3 separate regions of the Mus musculus genome follow, and regions 1 and 3 are each linked to region 2. The links are chromatin loops, found by intact Hi-C in ENCODE. Cell type or tissue: left cerebral cortex. All regions are shown on one strand.

What was found. Hi-C counts contacts between places; a loop is a spot of excess contacts. Peaks named below come from ENCODE experiments on the same cell type or tissue, not always from the same donor. Only the 100,000 strongest peaks of a DNase experiment are listed, where the experiment ranks them.
Region 1: it touches region 2 in a loop (2.5-fold over the local background); 2 of 42 quality-filtered maps call a loop at or near these places.
Region 3: a loop joins it to region 2, with 5 times the contacts of the local background. A loop is called at or near these places in 5 of 42 quality-filtered maps.

What each region holds. Positions count from the first base shown.
Region 1 is chr10:109,183,965-109,191,964 of GRCm38, forward strand. No RefSeq gene overlaps it. Among named protein-coding and RNA genes, the nearest start is that of Syt1, 180 kb to the left of the region's middle. In left cerebral cortex, no CTCF peak of the experiment used is centred here; DNase peaks (open chromatin) are centred at 4,480, 5,017 and 5,327; H3K27ac peaks cover 1,414 bases.
Region 2 is chr10:108,999,676-109,007,675 of GRCm38, forward strand. All of the region lies in intron 1 of Syt1 (synaptotagmin I), which reads right to left. Among named protein-coding and RNA genes, the nearest start is that of Syt1, 7.3 kb to the right of the region's middle. In left cerebral cortex, no CTCF peak of the experiment used is centred here; DNase peaks (open chromatin) are centred at 4,080, 4,410, 6,002 and 7,089; H3K4me3 peaks cover 3,355 bases; H3K27ac peaks cover 4,488 bases.
Region 3 is chr10:108,450,292-108,458,291 of GRCm38, forward strand. It overlaps Gm36283 (predicted gene, 36283), which reads left to right. Exons shown (of 3, transcript NR_155870.1): 2 at 678-931; 3 at 1,243-1,325. Gm36601 (a long non-coding RNA gene) reads left to right here and starts at 5,465. Exons shown (of 3, transcript XR_003949034.1): 1 at 5,465-5,505. In left cerebral cortex, CTCF peaks have their summits at 4,160 (motif pointing right), 4,359 and 5,776; DNase peaks (open chromatin) are centred at 1,451, 4,588, 5,813, 6,915 and 1 more place; H3K27ac peaks cover 3,794 bases.

The DNA.
Region 1 (8,000 bases), 180 kb after region 2:
AGTGCTGATTGCAGATGATAATTGCATTAATCACACTTACTTTTACAAATATAATTCACTGCCCTACTCATTGAAATAAAAGGTCAGATAGTTTCCATTATAAAGCTCAGCCATGCAAGAAATTATGAGGAAAAAGCACTCAATTAGAGTAATAAGGACAAAAGCAACTATTTTCTCATCACATAAAAATAGCAAAAATTAATATTTGGTTTGTGCCTAATTTTCTATGCATCATGTTTGGCTTTTGGTTTAGGGTACATAGAGTTCTATTAATATTGTGTAAAGAATTCAGTATTCTTTTTAAAAAATGTTGTCATAGCAACATAAGCATTTTCTGCATAGATATTATTTTACATAACTATGAACTTCAATTTTTCCAGTTATGTGAAATTATAGGAAGAGGATGTTTATGCATTTGGTATTGCTAAATATTTATGTTGCCTCCCATCTTTCATTTCTCTATATAAAGCTAGATAAAGATTATATGTGTAAGGCATTTTCAGTCCTTGGTGTTCTAGTTTTCATGCTTAAAAGAATTTTCTAGAAAGGAGCTACAGTCCAAAATATTTTCATTTATGCTCTAGTGAGAAAAATAAGATAGCAAATTTCCTACCTGTATATGGAGAAGCTATTAAATCTGCCTGAGTCATATTTATATTGAATATTTTAGGTAGAGAAACAGGAATCAAACCTGCAAATAATATTTTGCTTCTTCATCATTTCTATATTCACTGTTGGAAATTCTATCCACCAGAACTTTTGAATTATTTTAAAACTGGATATGCATGCTTTGCCTTCAGAAAAAGATGAGTTCAAAGTCTGTGGGATAATAGAAATAGAAGTTTGGCCAAGTTACAAAGCACTCAGAGATCAGGTACTTCTATGCTAAAATAAATTTAGTATTAGCTATCTTCAATAATTATTCTGAGTATTATTGGGTTTTTTGTTTTTAGTTTTTAATAAGCTGGCATGAGATAGATGTTTTATAGATAATGATAGCCTCAATATATTTTGTTGATTTTGTTGTTTTTGTTTTTTGTTTGGGTTTTTGTTTGTTTGTTTGTTTGTACAATGGCTGCACAGCTAGGAGTGATTTGATAGCTTTCTGTTTCTTATAAACACTCCTTACAATGACATCATGTTGGTCATGTGATGCTTCCAAACATGCTTTGAAACATTCAGCACACATTCACAGGTACTCTTTCCCTGTTCCTGTTATATAAGTTCAAATATTTACTTTCAAGTTTTTCTGCAATCCCTCTAAGGAGACAAAAGCCAACGTCACACATGGTATCTCACGCAATAGAGAATCCTCCTCCCCTCCCCTCCCCTCCCCTCCCCTCCCCTCCCCTCCCCTCCCCTCCCCTCCTCTCCCCTGCTATCTCTACTAGGTGAGATATTCTTTTGTGGTGGGCCTGAGATGTCACAGTTCATTTATTTCAGCCCTGGTGTTTTCTTATACTGATAGAACAGTCAGTTAGTGGGTCATATGACACAGCTAATGAAACCAAAATGAAACCTAACCTGCAAAATGAGGAACTGTTATCAATTGGGTAATGTATAAAAGGTGGTTGGTAAAAATAATGCTTCAAACATGCTCTATAGGAACATAGAAAGCAGCCAAATTCATGCTTGTAGTTTTGTAAAAGGATTTAAGCAGACTCTTAGTAGTTGTATAGGGAGAATTTAGAAATCATTATATAAAAGATGCAGCTAATTTTCAAGAATCATTACATTCCTTGAATCACAAATCATTAGCTATTTGTAAATTCAATAAAGCTCAAATTTCACACGTAGTTAGAATAGATATTTCTATTAGTTTCCATCAATCAGAAAAGGGATGGATCTCAAAACTGGCTCATTGACTTTCACAAGAAGCCTCCATTTCCCCTAGACAGTAATTTGTTGAAGGCAGAATATAGACGGTGGATTGCACAGGTGATGTCTATGATGTATAGGTTAGGACCTGAAATGATAGAGATTATATCTAATGTCAGTCAGAACTCAGACAACCTCTATATCTCTGCTCCATGACACTGTGAAACAAAGCTGTACTCTACTCAAGAGAAGCTCAATCAATACCTTTGACTGATAGCTAATTGCAGCAGAGATGTTAGATTTCGAGACTGATATTTTAAGATTCATCTGTTGTAATAAGCAACCTACAGAGTATCCTGGAACATTTATCAGAAACTAATCAAGCTGAATGGGTTATAGGGAACTAAATCAGCTTGGCACTCTTTTGGCAGTGGGGAAGGGAAGTGATCATTTCCCATGCTTTATGAGGACTTTGTATATCACACAGACAGTGCGGGCACCTCATAATGTTTAATGCTTCCACCTTTGTGAGTCTATTTGGCTTTGTTTTGACTGTGATCATAGGTTCTTCCTTTGTCTATGCTTCTTTTCATCTGTCCTCAGAATCCTACAGACTTCAGACTGGATATTGGGGGGGTTTATTGCTGCTTTTTTGTTTTGTTTTGTTTTTAAACTTGTGTTTATATAGAAAATCTTGTTTAGGTATTACTCTTAATGGCGTTGCTTTGGACAACTGTATGTACTCAGATTTGTTCAGGACTTTGTAGCAAGACTGGATAAGAGTGAGAAGCAACAGATCCAAGGCTGGAATGTATAAAGGAAGTTATATGTTCAAAGTATGAGTTTTCTATGACCCCAAGACCCTCACTCATTATTTGTTAAAGGGACATCTTTCCACCAGAAAAAAAAAAAAAAAAACAAGCCAGCATTAAGTGCTGCTGCTTTGCCAAATTCAATTGTAATAAGTGCAGAGACAGGAGACAGACACTTCTGGACTTGAAACAAGCAGCTGGTGCCAGAACTACCATCTCCCTTCTCAGCTACCTTCGGTTTCATTAGCCTTCAGAAATCCTTTGATTCATATGTCTCAAACCAATCTTATTATTCCCTTAAGAGTCCAGCATGAGCAACAGAAGACCACCATTGGCAATAATTGTGTTACCCAACTAGAACATCATTTAGCAGAGGCCTAAAGGTTACTCTGAATCTCAGGTTTGTGCAGAGGCACACTGGAGACGCCCATCTTAGCGTGCAAAGTGCCCTGATGGATCTTATTGTCTGTCTGCATACAATTTTCCTAGTTCTGTTGAAGCATCTTGTCACAATTCTTGTGCTCTTTGGAGAAACTAAACCAACACTTCTGTCACTTTATCCAGAGCTTCACTGACATTTATTCACATTTAAAACACTACCAATTCTAATCATGTTTAAATTGTGAAGGGTAGACCATGTTGGAAGTAAGATCTCAGAAAGTAGAGAATGAAGCCTTCTAAGGAGCTCTGACTTTCCATTTATCCTGCTTAACAATATATTCCTACCTTATATTTATCAATGATTTTGTTGTTTTGCTACTTTGAATTCTACATCTACTACTTGGCCCCCAATTTTGTTATACAGATTCTATTAATAGTTAGTGTCAAACAAAATTATAACCCATGGTTAACTTATTTTGAGATTCCCTAGGCTTGGCCCTAAGACAGAAATTAGAATATGCATAAAAAATACTCTCCATGTGTCTGTGTTCTTCCTCTTCTGGAAGCTACTTGGCAGTGAGCTGTCTGTAAGGTACTTGGGTCAATAAAAAGAAATTTTCCACCTACTTTTTTTTTTAATTTAATCAAGAAACAGCTTTAAATATTATTAGAATAGATTTTTTCCTACCTAACAATAGGAAAATATCTGGGATACCTTTATTATTTCCTTTTTTATTATTTTCCTTTCTATCTCATTTTGTTGTGTTGTTGGTTTTTCCTCAGCCTTGGGAATTAAACCTCAGCCTGTAAAATGCCAGACAGGTGCTGTAACACCAGACTGTATCTCCAGCCCTTTCCATTATTTGTTTTTAAATTTTGAGATCCGGTCTAGGTACGTTTGCTAAGCATGCCTTGAATTTATAATCTTTTTGCCCCCACCTCCCAACTACCTGAACCACAGGTCTGCCTCATAATTATCTGCTACTTCACCATAGTCTCATTGCTATGCCCTGCATCTGCTTTTCTCTATATCTCATACTTACAACATTTTTCAGTGACTATCACTCTAGTTTATCTTTAATTATAATACTCGTGTTGTGTCAGGCATGTGTATGTGAACATACTAGTCTGTCAGCTTCCAACATTAATTCTAATTCCTGAAACTCTTGCAAACTAGCAAGTAATACAGACTCCCCTGGAATCTCCATTTTCTTTCTTTTTTTTTAAAGGAGAGCAAGAATACATGTTCACATAATTTATATTTATTGAGAAAGAATATATGACTATAATCTATACAAGAAGACGATATAATGCCATTCATATTTTGCCTAACTACAGTTGAGACAAAAAAAATTTGTTTGAACCAACATAGTTCTAATTTGAAAATCATTCTTGCACATAGCTGGAGTCATCACCGCTCATGTGATATGCTTTCTCAGATGCTAAACAGGGACCAGTGCCCTGAAATATTCTTCTTCCTCCTGCTCACTGGCGCCTGAAGGGAATTCCCTGGAGTGTCATTATTTTGACTTAAGGTTTCTTGGTCCCTGTTAACATGCAAACAGGTCCTGGAGCCCACACATATTTATGTCATTCCTGTTTGTGAGAAATTTTCAGTACCTTTTCTTGCACCTGGTTTTACTATTCAGTAAATAAGACCTTGAAAAAACGTGAGAGGGCTTAGGGCCAGAGTACATATCACAAAACTGTCTGCTGTATTTTAGTGTGATTATCTGCTTCTGAAGTTTAGAATTCTCATTTTCTTCTGTCTTAAGATGTTTTAAAAATATCTATATGTAGCAACTTAACCCTATAGACAGTCAGTGAATTAGTGTATCTAACACAAAAGTTTTAGTAGGAGATGATAAGCGTTTTACTGTTTCTTTTTGCTGGGAAGTAACCACTAATTTCAGAAGCCAAATTATGAGAGACATATTTTCCGTGGCATATGGCTCCTTGGACGTCTTCCTTGCTTGAGAAACTGGCAGTTCTGATGTTACCTCTGCCTAGTCACATGGTTGGCTTTGCTGATATGCTGTCAGAAGATTCCAGAAGGCGTTAGAATCCCCTGTTTGATTCACATTAGGTCTTTGGTGTCACTACAAGTAACAGAGTCACTTTCTTCCTCTATCAGAATCACCTAAAATTTCAGTGCAGTATTTGATTGAATATTTTGCTTTCTATGTATCAGAGTCCCCCTGCCCAATTTCCACTGAGCGTTAGATATTCAAATATTCCTTAAGAGGACCAAGACAGATTGCTCAACTCAGCTGGTGGGAATTGAGCTGAAAATGACTCGCCTCCTGACTTGTACAAGGGCCAAAAGAAACCTTTCTACTTTGTCAAGTCACTTGAAGAGAAGATCTTTGCACAGCTGTGTGGCACTCCAAGCCTTAGGGACTCAACCACACAATATGTTCAGTTTCTCGGTGCAAAATCCTTCTGAGAGATAAAAATGCTACAAGTATCGTGTTGAAGACAGTCAAAATTATAATGACACATGGTGTTTCTCAGAGGGTAATTTGTAAGCAGGTAAATACTCCTACCTCTGGAAACAAAATGTGTCTGTTCTCATTTGTACAAAGTGTTTGTTTTGTAATTTGCTTCATAGTTAACTACTGTAATAAAGGACTAAATACTGACGAGGGTCAAGTTCAGACACTGTGCATATACAACAGTAGGGCTGATTTGTATAATTACAATCTATATGCACAGCTAGTTCTTCCCCCAAAGGAAAAATCTACTTTGTCATTGGTATGATTTCCTTCCAATATAGCTTAAGTAGCTTTGTAATCAGTCTTAAAATGGGTAGAGTAGAGTAAATGTAATCATATGACTAGGTTTTTACAATAGTAAATGTTTGGAAAAGAGTGAGTATTCATAGATAGGTACATTTCGGGGATTATAAGAATCAGACCCTTGCTCTAGTACAAGTTATTTTGGATAAATCCTGTAGCTTCCCTAGAACTTTATTCTTCCCCACTTGACTGCAGAAGTGTTTATCTAACAGATTTCTTGGAAGTTTGAAATGATATCAAAGTAAAAATTGCAAGCTACATTTTGATGTAGTATCTAGATGCAGTTATTTAAAATATAGTACATCTTTAGCAAATGATTTTTCTAGAATATTTAATCACAGATATGATTAGGGCTAAACAGATCTGCATCTCAATTCCATTGTGTTCTATAAAAATGTGGCAATCAATGTTGATTAGAAAATAATAAGCATTTTAATTTCCTTTGATTTATATTTGTCTTTATTCTTTGATTCCTATGAGTTTCAATTTTTATCTACAACCATTATTGTAAACAGTACTTGTACAATAGAGGCATTACAGGGATTGGGTAACTCTCAGTGGTTGTAGGAACACATATACATTCACGTGCATTTTGTCATTTATGAATTGTGTTGATAATCATAGTAATTATATAGCCCACTAGAAGCTTTAGAGTACCTACTCCTCAATATATTTCATAATATAATGGTGAAAGAACAATGGATAAATCAACAGCAGCTAAAGAATAAAAACAAAAATGAGTCATAACATATAGTTAATTTTCTGACAATATTTTCATTTCCCATTATGTTTATGCCCCTGGGTCTGAAAATCAGAACTATTTCATGTGTGTGCTTCAAAGTACTCTGATCTTGTGTGCTATATTTTTAAAACCCTCTGTATAACCTACAAAAACAACAAGCCTACTTAAAACTGATTATGATATTCAAGTGGATTATTTTCATTTCAATCACTTACTTAAATAGCGCCTCTCTGATTATAAGGCAGACTGAAAAATCAAAACCCTTAACCCAACTAGTAGCAAATAAATGTAAAAGAATATTTGCTTCCATTCCTCTCATCTTCCTTCTTTCTGCCCTCAAGACTGAACTCAAGATATGCAGAGCGGATACAAGTACATTGGCATTGCATGGAAACATGCTAGGAAAAGATTCCAAGACCCAACACAGATCCATTGAAATGGAATTTGTGTTTTGCAACAATAACTGTAGGTGAACATTGGAATTCAAGGAGCATTTTTTGCAAGTTCAGTTCCTTCAGTGGCCAAACAGAATGTAAATGGTGGCAGTGCTGCCGAGATGGCTCAGTTGTGAGCACTTACTGCCCCTGCTGAAGACCTGACTTTTATTCCCACAACCTGCACAGCGGCTCAGTCACTTTGTCCTTCAGTTCCCAGGGATTCTGTGTCCCAGTCTATCATTGTGGATTTGTGTGCAGAAGTGATGCAGTATACTCATTAATGCTCATAGACATACGCATAAATAAAGGCAAATAATATAAAGAGAGCTGTCATAATTAGGATATGGGTCCTAAAATGTGGAAATTATCATGATAATGACTCAAAAGAGTAGTAACTGTGTAGAAGGCTTATAACTGTAGAGAGTAAGACAATCTGAAGCAATTGGGTATTTGGTGATATTAACACATTAAATTGAAATAGCAATATTATAACTGGTAAATCACTTGCTTAGTAAGTAGGTAAGGTCCTGGATTGTGGCACCACCAAAAAGAAAGTGGCCACAAAGACTTGTAAAGAATAATTATAGCCTTTGTCTTGTAGTGAGAATGCCGAAGTGTTCATTAAAGTTTATGCTGTTGGAGATACCAGTCAAAATCTCAGGTTGAGAAGGGGAGAAGGATATAGAGTATGATGAAATAATATTAGACATAATAATAGTTCTTAAAATGGGTCACGATCACATGGGGTTCATAGTATGATTCCATAGGATTTTATATAGGATTGAAAATATCTAATCATTAGGTTTGAAAACGAAATGAAATGACTTGCTGAAGAACTTATAGAGTCACTTGAAAATTCAGGTTTGTTAAGGTTTGGTTCAAAATCTGTACTTGGATTCATATCTTTTTTTTAACCTATCATCAAAATACAACCACCTTGCCCAGTACCAATTCCAATCTATCCAGTGCATGCTCTGATAAATACTATGAGAATGAACCTGCAAAACAGAAG
Region 2 (8,000 bases):
CATGACTCCATTTTAAAAATGTGTGGTTATTATTACGCTTATAGAGAATCTTAGGGAAGGAAAAAAGTGGGTCACTTAAGATTGACGCTTTAATTATCGCCTAATAACTGCTGCAGCAGATTAAATGGTGGTGCGGTTTCACATAGGACAATGAGCATCTGTAAGCACCTGTTTTACTATCACAGAGTGACCTAGGCAAGCTTGGGGTATTATCTTCTTGAAACCAGGATATGAAACAAGATAAAGGTAAAAATAATTTCCGGTTAAGACTTCAAGACCTCTGTTGTCTAAATGATAATCGACACAGAATGATTTGTTTTATTACGTTCTCCGTATTTATTTACTTTTGTCTCAAAATCTAAATTAGAGTTTTGTAGGTTATAATAAAAAATATACTCGAAAGGAAATTACATTGAAAAAAGTCATTACTGCGATAAAAACCCACTGAGTTCACTTAAGTCCATCAAAATAATAAAATTGGGGTGAAGGCATGTACTTGATTCTCAGAAATTAAAAAGAAAAAAAAGATGTATGGAAAGTGTATAAGGGGGGTGTAGTCCAGCATATGATAATGGAGAATAAAAATATTTGTCCATAAAGAGTGGACTCAGTATGTATAGGGTATATAGAAATAGTTTCCATTGACCTTACGCTCAATATTTATAACACTGAAACCACTATAGCATACAGACAAACCAGGGAAATACTACACAGAAATAAATCCCATATACTTGGGACATGGTGGGATCATAGACGATTATAACCCTGGAAATGTCTAGATGGCTGCAGGATGTTTTTAATTAGAATGTTAAGGCAGAGTAAAGGTCAACGAAGCAGTCCTGGATGGTTAAATTCAGAGGGCTGATTCTGCTCACTTTTGCGCTGGTTTTTCCTTTGACAGCAATGCCTTCTCCTGACACTTATAGGGCTGGCTCCTTCTTCTTTTATGTCTCCATTTCTCTTTTTGTTTTCTCAATATTCCCAACTATAGTTGTTTGATTTATCAGCTTATTTGTGATTTCCTAGTGACCACTACTATTTGAAGCTGCTATAGTTCTAGTTTGTTGCTGTTATTAATTTTCTGTCTTCACTCCTATCACATAAACGCCATAGAATTAGAACACCTGTCTACTATGTTTATGCCTATATTGCCAGCATTGTTTATGTCATATGCCAGGCAAATCACTGTACGTAGTGAAGAGATAATACTGTGGTTTGATACATTATATACTAACAAGTACCAAACAAGTAGTGTTATTATTATATTTGTATTCCTGTATAAATATTTAGAAGTAATACGCCCTCTTGGATCTGGTCATTTCAAGTGAACAATGATTCATTCATGATTCATTCATGATTCATTCTTATATCACAGTAATATGATGGTCTAATTGATGCAAACTTTGGGGGAGTTACTTAGCCTTTAGGTGTTATATCTCCATTGTTATCCACTATGGAACACCCTCTATTCTTTTTCATCTGCCATTTATATGTCCAAGGATAATAATATGTATTGCCACAGTGAACAGATGACTAAGAATTTACCCATGACATACTGCATCCTATAACCATGGGCAAGTTCCTTAAATGTTCCTTTCCATCATTCTCTTATTAAAAGATATGGACATATTATCAACCATATCAATGTTATTAAATAGGATTCAGAATTCAAACCATGTGGGAAAGTATTTGATATGTATGGAGAAATAAGACAGCGATGGCATTTTCCTCATCTAAGAGCCCCTACAAAGGTCTAGTCTATTCAAACAATTTTCCATTATTTCCATAATCCAACCTCAATGATAATTTCTATTTCCTTATATAAGAGAATCCATGATGCCAGTGATATTAATTCATATTGCAATGATCATGAGTTCTAGTGTTTCCTCCTAAATCTGGTCTTGAGGACAGAAGATGTCAGCAGAGAGACTTCACATGGGATTAATTTACAGTTAGGGTTTGGTTCTGATTTCTTGGGGAACATAGAAATAGGACTAGGAAGGGAAAGCACCAATAGGCTCAAGCGTTTCCTAACAGTGCTAGGTGAGGGGCAATGAGAAACTCTATCTGTGAGTGCCAAGGAGAGCAATGAGAGAGGGCATCAGGAAGCTATGGCCCAGCTAACGCTCCTACTATTCCAATCACGGTTCTTTGCATCCTTAAGGGTATCAGATACCTTAGAGCTATGGAATTTAGAAATAAGGAGGAAAATGGGATTCCTAATCTGACATCATCATAATACAGTGGTAACTAAAGGAAAACTGAGTTATGGCATAGGCTTTGAAATTCTTTTCAGTTTTTTTTTAATAGACTAAGAATGTGTGCTTGATTAATTTTTAAAAACGAACTTAATCCCCTCAAAATTAGCATAGCAGAAATAACAGAATATTAAAACATCCTCATCTTTTCAATAAGAAACAGACTTTGATTTAATGATTATAGATTTTGTTTGTTTGTGATCACCAAGAGCAAACTAAGTCTCTTATATAGGGAGGATTATGACACATTTGATTCTCATTATTAAGCACTAAGGCAATATAAATTAATAAACAAAAATATAAAAACATGCTAAGTATAATTGTAGCCACCCAAAGCAATCGCTTTTTATTTATTGCATCTGTAAAATGGAAAAATCTACTATAAAGATCTAATAGTGTAACACAAATATTTCCCTAATACAGAACTGTGTACCAATTAAGGTAAGAAGAAGGAATGCATTGCCAAGGGTAGCATGCAGAGCACTCCATGCTAAGTTATCACTTTTTGTTTTAGAGCGTAATTCTTCATTTTTCTCTGCAATCAGTTTGGGTCTAAAGATTATGCATAAGGAGGCCTAAATATGCAAATTATTAAAAATCAGTCAAGTCATGGCACATTCCACTAAGCATTGTCAATTATGTAAACAGATTAAGCACATGTTCATATATATATATATATATATATGCATACACATATGCATATATATGTTTTATGATGCTAATGTATACACATTACACGCTACATGTCTTGGTTGTTATAATGTACCCATGTTACATGACTTGGTTGTTGGAAAAACTGAACCAAGCTGGTAATGGAGATGATAGAATTAAGACAAAAAAGCCTTCTGGCTCCGCATCTCTAGGGACATATGTATGAAGTGTCAAAAAGAAAGAAAAGGTGTGTGTGGGGGGGGGGAATGATAAGGACAATGAAAAGAGAGAGCAGGAAGGAAAAGTTTGAGGGGGGAATTGGTCTTACAGGAAGGAAGAAGAAAGCAGAGAATTCACGGAGTAGTGACATAGCCAGAGAGCTGAAATAATAATATCGTCTACTCATGCAGTAAGCAGTAAAATGCTTCAATGGCTAAGTACAGGTAAAAAAGTCAGAATCCAGGAGAAATAAAAATGGTTCCTATGTGCTCAATATGTCCTTGATGACAGAATCTCAAAGGCATGGCAGGATTCATCTCCCTCCTTGTTCCTAGAGAAGTCAAGCTCTCTTCTACCATCAATATTTATTCTGTGTTTTTGAGGAGTTGCTCAGAAAGTATCTATGACTCCCTAGAGGGAAAAATCATCAAGATGACATAAAAAAAAATTAAACCTTAAAAAAAAAAGTGGTATAGTTTGGGCTTAGGGATATGCTGGTTTTCTTTTAAAATGTCACATTTTGATTGCTAGTCTTAGACATGTCTTGTAGTGATTTGCTTGACTTTTAAATTTTAACATAGTAATTTAAGCAAGACATTTAAAACAGATCCCTACAAGTTATGGCATGTGCGACTCATACAATGCCTGTATACAGAGAGGAAACTCACACGTTTTTATGCAGACAGCAGTCCTGCTTACATGTACATACTTTTAATCTAAAATCTGTGGTCTCATATTCTCAATATTTGTTAAAGTAGCATGGCGATGTGACTCTATTTATAGAAGAGATCCAAAATGTTCTAGAAATATGTTCTAATACCCAATGGCTGGCTTTATTCCTTCCTCAAATCTGATGAAAATGCCGGGGATTAGGCAGGAAGCCAGCCTGGTAAGCCAGGATCTGGCAGAAACACTATGTCAGAAACAAATTTCATCGCTTTGCTACCTAGCCTTTCTGGTGAGAAACTGTGTCAACTTTGCTTCTTAACAATGTTGCTAACTCAAAACCCAAAGTCTGGAGCTGTCTCACGGTGCCTGAATCCCTTGCTCTCCCACCTGGTCTTGCATCAAAGGCCATTAAACCATTTGTTTAAATAGCATTTCTGGATATGTCCCCCCCCCTCTCCCCCTTTCCTCAAAGATAAGCCACGAGGTAGTTCCTGTGCATCACCAACTTCACTGTATAGACTGTTGGAGGCCAGAACTGGGGAGAAATGACACTCAGTTTGCTCAAGAGTAGCAAACAATTCCTAATGCTCATTTCAGTTGTTATGCCCCGTTGCCCTGCTTCCTTGCTTGCTCATTGCCTGTGAAGTAAGTTGCATGCCCAGCTGCAGCTTCGTTTAAAAATATTTTCTAAGGATGCATCCTTAAAACAGCCTTGCTGTTCATGCTACTTCAACATAAACCCTAGGAATGCAGAAGAACAAGCATATATTACCACGTATCTATAAGCCAAAAGGGTGCAATGTTTTACCATTTAAAGGTCTTCACTACAGACATATTTGGGTTTGAGAAGGTAGGATTTGGAATTTGTTTCTGGGGCGGGGGCAAGGGTTGAGAGATGATTTCATGTAGCTCAGGCTAGCCTATTTAGCTAAGAATGGCATACGTCTTCTGATCCTCTTGCTTCAGTCTTCCAGCTACTGGGATTTCAGGTGTCTACCTCCATGCCTAACTTGGAACTCTTGTTTGGATAAGTCCTTCAGTATTATCCTCAGGTATTAAATAAAAATGCTCTAGCAACTCCTGGTTTAATGGCCTTGATGCTGGCTTACATAACCTGTGAAGAATTGAAAGAAATTCCTGAAGGAGAAGTTGTTTTATAAATGGCCTTCCACTTTATGTAAGCGACTGCACCGCACATCAAAGGGTTAATAGGAGTCTCCCACAGCTGTGTATGTTCTGAGTATTTCCATGTGTTTTTGCCTCCTTGTTGATGAAGGCATCTCAAAGTAGCAATTAATAAATGCAATTACCTGCTTCCTATCTAGGGTAGGCATGGGATCACAGGTAAGAAGGAAGAAATGAGCTTCAGGCAAAACAGGATGCTGTAATCTGCAGGGGCACCCAGGTAATTCATCAGAGGCTTGAAGTGGGGTTGTCTGATCCTTTCTCTGTTACCATGTCACTGAAATTATAGTCATGGTCAGGGAAAGTGAAGACAAAACACAGAGACAGTGGTTCTCATTTAAGCAATTCAGGGAAAGCATGTTTGACATTTAAAAAATCTTCAATTATATTTGTCTTCGAGTATGCAGTGCACATTTTATCCTTGATTAAGTAGCTGAATTGTTTAAGAGGGAAAATAAAATATTTAGTTCTCACAGAGAACAATATACAACGAGTTTCTCCCTATGGCAAAAATAATTATACAGATGCTGGACGTGTTAGAGTCATCCACTAAGCCATATTTCACAAATAATAGCAATAGGCTCACAAAGACAGTGAGGGCCCACTTCTGTACCCTACTAGATGGGATTTATCAGATATTTCCATCCAGAATTAAGTCAGTCCTGACAGAGGACCTTAGCTAAATGTCTTGTACATATCATTTGTGGTTTCAGTAGCATGCTGCTAACCTAGTGCATAGTAAGGAATGTTGTCTGACAGGGCTGCTAAGAAAGTTACTGAATTACATCTTTGGCAAATAATCTTGCCTGATTCTGATTTTGATTCTCTAAATAGCCATGCAGGACTTACAAAAGTGTCATCTCAGTGGTTACGGTATGAGGAATAAAGGGGGAGTTAAAGGCCATTCTCACTGCATGCAAAATTCTACATCTCTTGTTTAGCACAAACAGTTGAGAACTAGATGGTAATTTTTATCTTTGCCTGCGTCATAATTTTCTGGAGATCTGTTTTGGCATAGTGCCCCCCCCCCAGGCACCCAATCAGTACAACAACCGTGCTCTCTGCAGTTAAGACGGTTACAGAAATAATCACCACTCCCCCTTTATTCCTCATACCGTAACCACTGAGATGACACTTTTGTAAGTCCTGTGTGGCTATTTAGAGAATCAAAACCAAGTCAAAGAGAATTGGAACTGATCTCCGCAATTCAAACTTGAAGTAAAGATAAGTACAAAAATTACAGAGGTTGTTGTTTATGAGCTTTGAGTTTCACAGAGCGGTGGCCAGAAACTCATAACGGTATCAAAAATGTGCTTGTAACTCTAAATTAGTTTTTATCGTCTTTACTAAGTGTCTTAAGTATTGTTTTCAAATGAATGGAAACTGACTGTTATCTTAAAAGATCCCTTTGCTAAGAGTTTTGAAGGTTATATTTTGCAGTGCACAAACAAGACTTTCAGCATTATTATTTCTACAATGCAGCAATTTCTTTTTCTTATGCACTTTAAGGCATGTATGTCCAACATGCCTCAGGCTGCATAGGTCCCAGGACACACCTATGAATGCAGTCTAAAACACATTTATAGATAACAATGACATTTTACAATGGCGGACAGCCCTAATTTAGAATGAAAGCCTTCTGGATTGCGATATCATAACTTTAAGGAAGTGTATGTTCCCACTGATAATGGATTCACTTAAGTATGGTGCTATTTGTGTGCCAAGGTATCATTGCTTACTTTAGAGCCAATGGAATAACATCTCAAGACCTCTCTGTGAATCTAAGGGAGAAGAGCCATTCCCTTTTGCTGGGACAGATGAAAATTCTCTTGAGGAAATTGCACATGTAAAATGAAAAGGTCTGGATGAAGTTTATGTAACCAAATGAAAAATGTAAGTCCTTCCTTGAAGAATTTAGACGTGAAGATACCACTCTTTTTTCCCCACTCGAAAAAAAGCAATACTAGCCATGTCATCCAATTCCATAAAACGAAAAAAATGAATGAACATGTTACCTAGAAGCAAATGGTCACTGAAACATCTGAAAAGCCACTACAAACAGACGTTATCCTCGATTATGTCCGAATCAAACAACATTATGATGTCAACTTCTGCTAAGCGTATAGAGAGGAACATCTTCTTATACCGAGAAGTCATTCCATCCCTTCTTCCCCGGTCGTGGGAAACACATGCCAGTGAAAGTGAAGCTCTTGGAGCACATATATTTTGTCTCTAGGTATCATAGGCTTTCTACCCAAAGTCTCATTAACATATTGCTAAAATGTTGTTACCTTCCTTTGACTGGTACTAGAAAAGTGAGTACCCCAATTTTCCACCTACTATAAAATACTACCCATTACATTCTCATCATTTAAAAAATATTACATAATTTTAGGATATGTGTATAAGTATGAAAATTATATACATATATATATATATATACAAATTAAAATTATGTATTTATACTCATTTGTTTTATCCGTGTATAAATAGATTTGGCTAATTTTAATGAAAATAAAATTCAGCTAGGAATCATCTTGTATCTAATAAATTTTCAATGCAGATACATTCATGACTAATAAATCATCAAAATACTTAAAACACAAGTGGATCAGATATTTAATGAGAAAAAAATTACATTTTTGTAAAATGTTTGTAAAACTATAACTACATTATAATTTGGCATAACGTCCATGTTTCGCCTGGGTTACCCATACTATTAGATAAAATTCTCTATTATATAATCAAATAGTCTTATTGTGCTTTTCTTACCCCCCAAAACTGCATAATAATTACCATTAGGAAGATAAATACCATGTCACAAATTAAAATTAATAATAACCCTTCCCAGATGTTGCATAAACTGGGAAGCACGAGAACCAGGTTTGAGATTTAAATAAATTTCCTCCTTAAATCTAAATTCTTTCCCATAAGATGGCTATGAGAATCTGTTTTGGGGATATACTCTAAATTGATTTAATATAATGACATCAAAAGAGACTACTTGGTATTATTTCA
Region 3 (8,000 bases), 550 kb before region 2:
AGTATTGAATGGCTAAGCAGGTACAGAATATCTGTATCTAACAATTATGAAAAGAACATGTTGACATTATTTATGATGGAGTTTTGAAAAATAATTCAGATATATAGGCTTAAAGGGATATAGACTAGACAATATAGAATCTAGACACTAAAGATCCGTATGTTCCTGGTAGCATGGTGAACTAATTCGAATGCCATGCTTGGCCCTTGTCTTCTTTTGTGGGTGTAAACTTACAGAACCTATTACAAGGACAGTTTGGGGGGAGCAGGTTTGTACCATGGAACCCACATCCCTGGCTGCTACAGACAATGCTAAGATGTGGATCCTTGACTTAGGCAAAACTAGTCAGAAAATTCCTTTTCGATTACCTTAAAGTTGCAAAGCTGTGGTAGCTGGATCCCAGGTTCTGTGTGGGAATTTGTTCCAGTTGGGTTTGGTTTTGTCCGGCAGAAAGCAGACAGGGAAATAAGTAGGCAAGAGGGGGACTGAGTTTTCTGTCATCTAAGGCTTGAAAGATGAGCTGTTTATCACTCTCAGGGCCTCAGGCCCTTCTCTGTCATTTCCACAGGAGTACGAGGAAACTGACTTTTAGGGCAAGGGGTAGCGAGGAGGCAGTCTTGATTTGTGTAGCATTTGCTTAATTCCTATGGTGAAAATTTTTTTCCTACCATGAACAGTTTCAAGCCACAAGGATTTCACAAGGAGCTTGCAGAAATTCCGAACCATTGAACGGTCTGCTGTCTCCAGCACGCAGGAGCCCATTCTGCCTCCCAGTTCCAGCTTCAGGAGGGCCACCCTCCATCCAGACATCAGGGTTGCGTTTCAGCAAACAGCAAGGAAGAATCAGAAGCAAAGGGTATCTTTTGTTCTCGTTTCCAGTGAACTCCCTCTGTGAGCCCTCACTGGCCAAACTTACGTACATGACACGGAGGTGAGAAATGTCTTTATTTTGGGGGCTGCCGTTTTCCGCCTTAAAAATTTAGATGTCTTGTTGTTTTTTATAAAGCAGAAGAAAATGCATCTGGTGAAAAGCTAGCAGTCCCTCTCTCACAGCAAACTCCAATTTAAATGGCAAAGAAGGCAGTTGTGTATGTGTGTGTGTGTGTGTGTGTGGGGGGGGGGGTTTGAATGAATCTCCAGGAGGGCAAGGCAACTCCTGGAGATAGCAGAAGATATGGTTGTTGGCTATTATTTAATTTTACTGTGATAACAACAGCCGTTTTCTTCCTCTCGGGAGCGCAGATCACCTGGAGGACCAAGGATGTACGCAGGCAAATGGGAATCAAATGTCCCTTGCTGCAGATGAAGCAGCTTTGGAGAGTGGCCACCTTTCAGTAACGAGAGCATTAGTAACTTCAGCTCAGATATGAAACAAACCATCTGCTTGAAGATGAACTTGCAACATCGCCAGCCTGCCCACATTCCCTTCCCCATTTTGCTCCGATAAAGGCGTTGTCTTCTTTTGAAGGTTCCCCTTACAAGTCTCCCAAAATGGAAGAAGCTGCACTAAACACAAATAGCCTCTCTCAAACACACCCACTAGGTGAGTGAGACAGACTGAAGACAAATGGGACAAACGTCATGTTAGTTGAAACACATTGGAACTTGGCAAGTAAGAGTTACTATCTGATATGTAAGTCCCTCCCACCCTGTGAGGTTTAATCAGCCAACCATTGGCTTACATGGAATTCCTCTAATCCTTATCATCACGTGCAATTACTGAAATGAATACCAGGTTTTAGAAATGCTACAACAGTTCCTGACAGAATGATAATCAACGGCTATACCGTATGGGTCAGATCCGAGATAGAATAGGCGTTCCTAAGACTATGCTTAAGGAAGAGTTGGAGCAGATAGGATTTTCACACAATGGTCAAACATGAGGCTGTTCGTGAAGCCAAGGCAAGCTCTCTGACGGGATGCGAGCACGGAGAGCATTTTACTCCCGGCTATGTCATGGATCCTGCAAGAATGGGTTACATGGACATGATGTGGTGGCGGAATTGAATACCGCAAACCTCGTGCCTAAATATCTGTTGGACGGCACTGGGAAACCAGGCAGGCGCGGTTTACCTGGGAGTAAGGCGTGGATAACCCCACCAGAGTAGTATTTAGTTCACAGAGCAGGGCATTTGAAGCTATTGAAAAATATATACTATTTTTCACAGATTATTCAGGAAGAAGTATTACCCCCTAAAATTTTCATATGCATGGCCTAACAGATCCCCTTTTCTGTTTAATCCGGTTAAGCTAAGGAGCCCTGACTAATACACCTGACTAATAGGGCGCAGGGAAGAATTCCTCAGGCTTGTGGGTGTGTTAGAAAGACTTGCTAAACTGCAGGTTGCTGGCCTCTCCTCCACAGCGCGTGATGTGGTAAGGCAGGGTCCAACGCTACCGAAACTGCAGTCACTTGTTATGCATGAGCGAATGAGTAAATAGACTCGGAGTGAATCCTTTAGTTCATAAAATAAGAGATCACGTCTGATGGTCTAGGGTTGTAATTGTTGCTTTGTGAGAGGCTGAGGCAGGAGGATCACGAGTTTCCGTCTCTTCTGACCTACCCAGTGAATTCAAGGTCAGTCGTGGCTACATGGTGAGACCCTGGACAAAGTTAGGACTGGGAGATGTAGCCCAGTGATTACGACGCATGCGCGAGGTCCTCAGCTCGCTTCCTAGCCCTTCAAAAGAGACAGAAATGAAACAAAATCATGACATAAACCACGAGATGGGACGATCTCTGGGATTTGTTTGTTTCTATGAGTCTAAACTACAAAATGTTCTACTTATATAGTTTGCATTTCTTAATTTGTTATGTGTATGTACGTGGGGCTGGGACACACAGGCCACGGTATACGTGTGGGCTTAAGAAGAAACCTCACAGTTCTCTCCAAACTCAGCTCCGCACCCTTGGTAGGGAGCATCTTGATTCTCCGAGCCATCTTGCTGGCCACTACTTATGTATATTTTTCCTATTCAAATAAACACTGTGGTGTTTACTGAGAGTCTGTTTATCCTTTTAAATGGATGATTTTACAGGGCGGGACTTCTGTCAGCATATAGGTGGGAAGCTGAAGATGTAAAATTAGGCCTACTTTCGTGAAGGGAGAATTTCTTAAACAGGGTTTGTCCACAGTCCCATACTCAATAAAACCAGAGAGAGAGAGAGAGAGAGAGAGAGAGAGAGAGAGAGAGAGAGAGAGAAGCTAATCCAAAAATTATCCACATGTCTTTAAAAGGCAGAAAGAAAAGGGATGAGGCGTTTTTTTTGTTGTTGTTTGTTTTTTGTTTTTTTCCTAAAGAAAAAGTGTGGTTGGCCCAGCCCCAGAAACTCTGGAGTCTGTTTACCCAAATCGTTAGAAATTTTCAGCCTCAAGAAAATATTTACTCAACTCATACTTACCCAAAGCAGCAAGCTAGATGGCAGGCCCAGGGAGTCAAGGCTGGTGGAACCACAGGTTGGGGGCAGGGCAATTGTGAGCATTGCAGGCTCAGCAAAGGCCTGCTTCTTCTAATTGACCTCTGTACTGTTGGCGGAGGGAAAGCAGGTCCAGGCAGAAACAGCTGCTGGCAGCCTTGAAGAGAACTCTGCCCAGATTTGGGGGATTTCCTGAATTTCATTTTGAGTGATTTGATATTATTTGCACACATTTCTGTCTAAAACTATTATATTGCAAATTGCTTTGTAGTGGGCTGAGTCTTTTTTTGGGGCTTTTTTTGTTTGTTTGTTTTTTGAGACAGGGTTTCTCTGTATAGCCCTGGCTGTCCTGGAACTCACTCTGTAGACCAGGCTGGCCTCAACTCAGAAATTCGCCTGCCTCTGCCTCCCAAGTGCTGGGATTAAAGGTGTGCGCCACTATGCCCGGCTCTTTTTTTTTTTTTTTTTGGTGGGCTGAGTCCTATTCATCATTGTAATCCACACAGTGAATACCTGCCTGTCATAGACTCAGTTCTTATTTTTGTTCTAGGACTGAGCACTGAGCACTGTAACAGTTCATAATATCGAAGGTAGAAGTTTCTGGGAGAGAAAGTTGGGCACATTAATGTCCACACTGCTAAAATTCATCTTTTATTCGATCCTACCTCACACATTTTTTTCTAAAATTTATTTATCATATATAAGTACACTGTAGCTGTCTTCAGACACACCAGAAGAGGGCATCGGATCTTATTACAGATGGTTGTGAGCCACCATGTGGTTGCTGGGATTTGAACTCAGGACCTCTGGAAGAGCAGTCAGTGCCTTTAACTGCTGAGCCATCTCTCCAGCCCCTACCTCACACATTTTGATCTACTGCTTACCATGGTTTGACCATGTCTGCCGATAAATTCTTATTTATTTGTGAAACGGGAGATCAGTCAGTTGTACTAACCCTGCCTTTTAGGTACTTGTACTTACGTTCCTGAAGGGAAAATTAATTGTTTACACATCATCTGTGGACTATGACCTACCCAAGGAAAGAGTCTACAGTGTGACATTTTGAAACGAATTTGCATCCACAGCGTGGGCCAAGCCGGCAGCTGCAATACCGTGCAGTTTCGCAGGTTGCAGGAACCTCCCGCTTTCGGATTCTCGCACAGGCTGTAGTTCCAAGTTCTGCCGCCCACACAGCTCCTTGAGGAAAGGTCATCCTTGAAGCTCCAACAAACATTTCTTTTAGAGCTAAGGAATTTAGACCTCTGCTTTTAAGGCTGTTTTGATAGAAGAGCTTGAGGCCTAAAGAGGGACAGAAGCCTGAGGAGGGTGGAGATAAGGGGTTTTATCTCAGGCCGGCAAAAGATAAATTTGGCTAAGTTTCTAGTTTCTTGGCGTTGAAGCTTTCTAAATGCGTTCAGTGAAACACCAGGTGCACACCAGAGCTCACCCTCAAACTCTTGCAGGCTACAGAGGGAACGGGAACACTGTTTCCAATAGTCACACCTTGGAGCTGGTTTGAAACAGTTGGAGGCCTCCGCTGTGACCACAGTAGTGGTTCTGCGCTTTAGAAATGCAGCTTGCCTGTGGCCGGCCGGCTTGTAGCCCCACGATCTCAAGGCAGCCACATTCAAAGTCAGGTTAAAATATTTCCGGGCTTTCCTGGAAGGGATCATGAATTCACTTCTGCACCTGATCAGGAAGCCGGGCCAGCTGGACAGTGCTGAGATCTTGATTTGCTATTATCCCTGGCTATTGGCAGCCTTGTGATGGATCGTTTTCCCTGGGCCAGGGTCAAGATAGGCTAGTGAAAAACATTCTCTCGCCCCCCACCCCTTTTTTTCTTTTCAGAAAAGGGCATTGCTGCCCCTGCTTGCTGCCATGGCCGAATCTCATCCAGGCATAGGAAATCATTTGCTTGTAATTATTTCGTTTCTAGGTCTGACCGGAATGAACTTTGTGTTTTGTGGTTGTGAATTCTTTAAACGCATGGCTTAGTAACTACTGTCAGGGTTGAAATACCTAACAGAATGTCTTTAAGCCGTTTTAAGCCGATGGAAATAAGAAAAGGAAGCTTGGAAAGAGAGCAGGTAAATTATAAAAAAGATTGGACCCTGGCTTCATACTTAATTTTTAGAGATTTTACTTCCTACCTAAATAAGAATCCAATAGCCTTGGACAGTGTACTCTCTCTCTCTCTCTCTCTCTCTCTCTCTCTCTGTTGTGTGTGTGTGTGTGTGTGTGTGTGTGTGTGTTTAATAGATGACCATTCTCATATAGTTTGGTAGATTTTTCTCAGTGTTCACTCAGGAAACACACTGATGTTGGATTTTTAAACCTACCTTCCATGTTTTTCCACAGAGTGGAGCTATAACTGCATTAAGATGACACCGACAGGTTTGTAAAGATGAAAGATGGAGTAAATGATACTGAGAATTGACCAGGAGTTTCTGTTTATCAATTGTCTGGAGAAAGGAAATAAGTCATTAGGTTTAGTCTGAAGATCTGGGTGCTGAAATCATGCTGGAAGATCTTAATCCACTAGGACTGAAAGACCAATGGCCCGTGGCCTGGCCCGTGACGCGTCATTCCTTTACTTTGGGATACATTCTTATCACAGAGTGGTTTGAAATATTCCCTTCAAAGAGATAAGCTGTTTGTTTTGGGAAAATTGTGCCTTCCAGGTGAGCCATGTCTAACACCTGGCATTTAGTATTTCTGAAGAGGAGGTCCTATTACTTGATAAGCATTTAGTAAAGTAGGTTTTGTGCCAGGAACTGGTCCCGAACACGTGGACAGAGCATAGGATGACGTGGACAGCATAGGATAGATGACTCTGGCCATAAGGAGCTTTTACTTTAGTGGAAGGAGACAGATAGTTAAAGTGCAGCTGGGGGAGGGAGGGAGGGAGGGAAGTCATGGAGAACAGGGGTTAGACTCAGCATAGAGGAAACAAGGCCAGGAGGCTGGGGCTGTGTTAGGGAAGCTACTGAAAGGAGGCATGGTTGGAAAGACAGGGAGACTGGGCCCCTGGAGGCTCTGTGGCCTTGAAGAAGGCATGCTGCTGTCGTTGCTGGGTGTTTTGTGCAGGAAGGATGAGGCCTAACACAATTAGAAAAAGGACTTGTCTGTTGGGTAGAGAGAGAAGGGCAAGCAATCGTGGTGGCTGGCAGATGTGTAGTGACCTTAAAATCAGCAGGAACAGTGAAGATGACACGATGGCTTTAGAGACACTACAGCCAAGGCTATGGGGAGCTTCAGTGGTCAGGCTCTAGACTCTGAAAGGCAGAGAGCACCAAGGGGTCTTGTTGTCCTTTTGTGTGTATGTGCTCATGTGTGCATATGTGTGGGTTTAGGTGCGCATGCGCATATGCTGGACATAGCATCTCTCTTCAGTTGCTCTCCACTTTAGTCTTTTCAGTAAATGTTTGTTAAAATTCTTAAGAGAATTTCATATCAGCCATTTTGATCATTTTCCTTTCTTCTCCCTCAACTCTTCCCAGATCCACCACCTCCCCACCCACCCAACAGTTGGCTTTCTATTTCTCTCTCTTTTTCTTGTTTCTTTTTAAAGCCTTTTCTGGATTACTCAAATACCTTTGTATCTTGGACCAACCCTTAGAGCATGGTTAGTCTACCAGAGTTCATACCCTAAAGAAAACTCTCTCTCTCTCTCTCTCTCTCTCTCTCTCTCTCAGAAGGTAGCAATCCCAGTAGCAAATCCCCATCCCCTGATTATAATCTGGGACTTTGTCTGCCTTGAGCTTCCACAGGTCTTATGCACACCATCACAATGAGTGGTAGCACACATGCAGCAGCACTGTTGTGTTTAGGAACTACTGTTTCCTGATGGTCACCCCATCTCTGTCTCTTAAATCTTTCAGTCCTCTCATCCTGTCCTTGATGATCCCTTGGGGGCCTTGGGGGCAGGGGTGTGAGATTGATGTTCCATTTGAGGAAGAACTCTTTTCAGTGTCTTATTCTCTCTTGAAGTCTTGCTGCAAGAAGCAGCTTTTGGGGCTGGAGAGATGGCTCAGAGGTTAGGAGCACTGACTGCTGTTCCAGAAGTCCTGAGTTCAATTCCCAGCAACCACATGGTGCCTCACAACCATCTGTAATAGAATCTGATATCCTCTTCTGGCATGTCTAAAGATAGAGACAGTGTACTCATATAAATAAAATAAACATTTAAGATGAAGGAGAAGAAGGAGAAGGAGGAGAAGGAGGAGAAGGAAGAGGAGGAGGAGGAGGAGGAGAAGGAGAAGGAGAAGGAGAAGGAGGAGGAGGAGGAGGAGGAGGTTTTCTGATGAGGATTGACTAGTACTTAACTATAGCTATCAATATAAGAAGCGTATCTTTTTATGTATGTATATATGTATGTATACTATATATGCATATATTTTAGGAAGCTTCTACAGTCCTAGGTTTTCATATAAATTCTTTGAAAGACCTTTAGAATTAATTATTCCTCCTCATACTCATCCTACTACCTAGCCTTCCTACACCCTGCTCCATTTAACCCTTCCTGTTCCATTACTCCTCTTTATGTCTTTATATCACTACATTTTATCTCCCCTCCTTGACA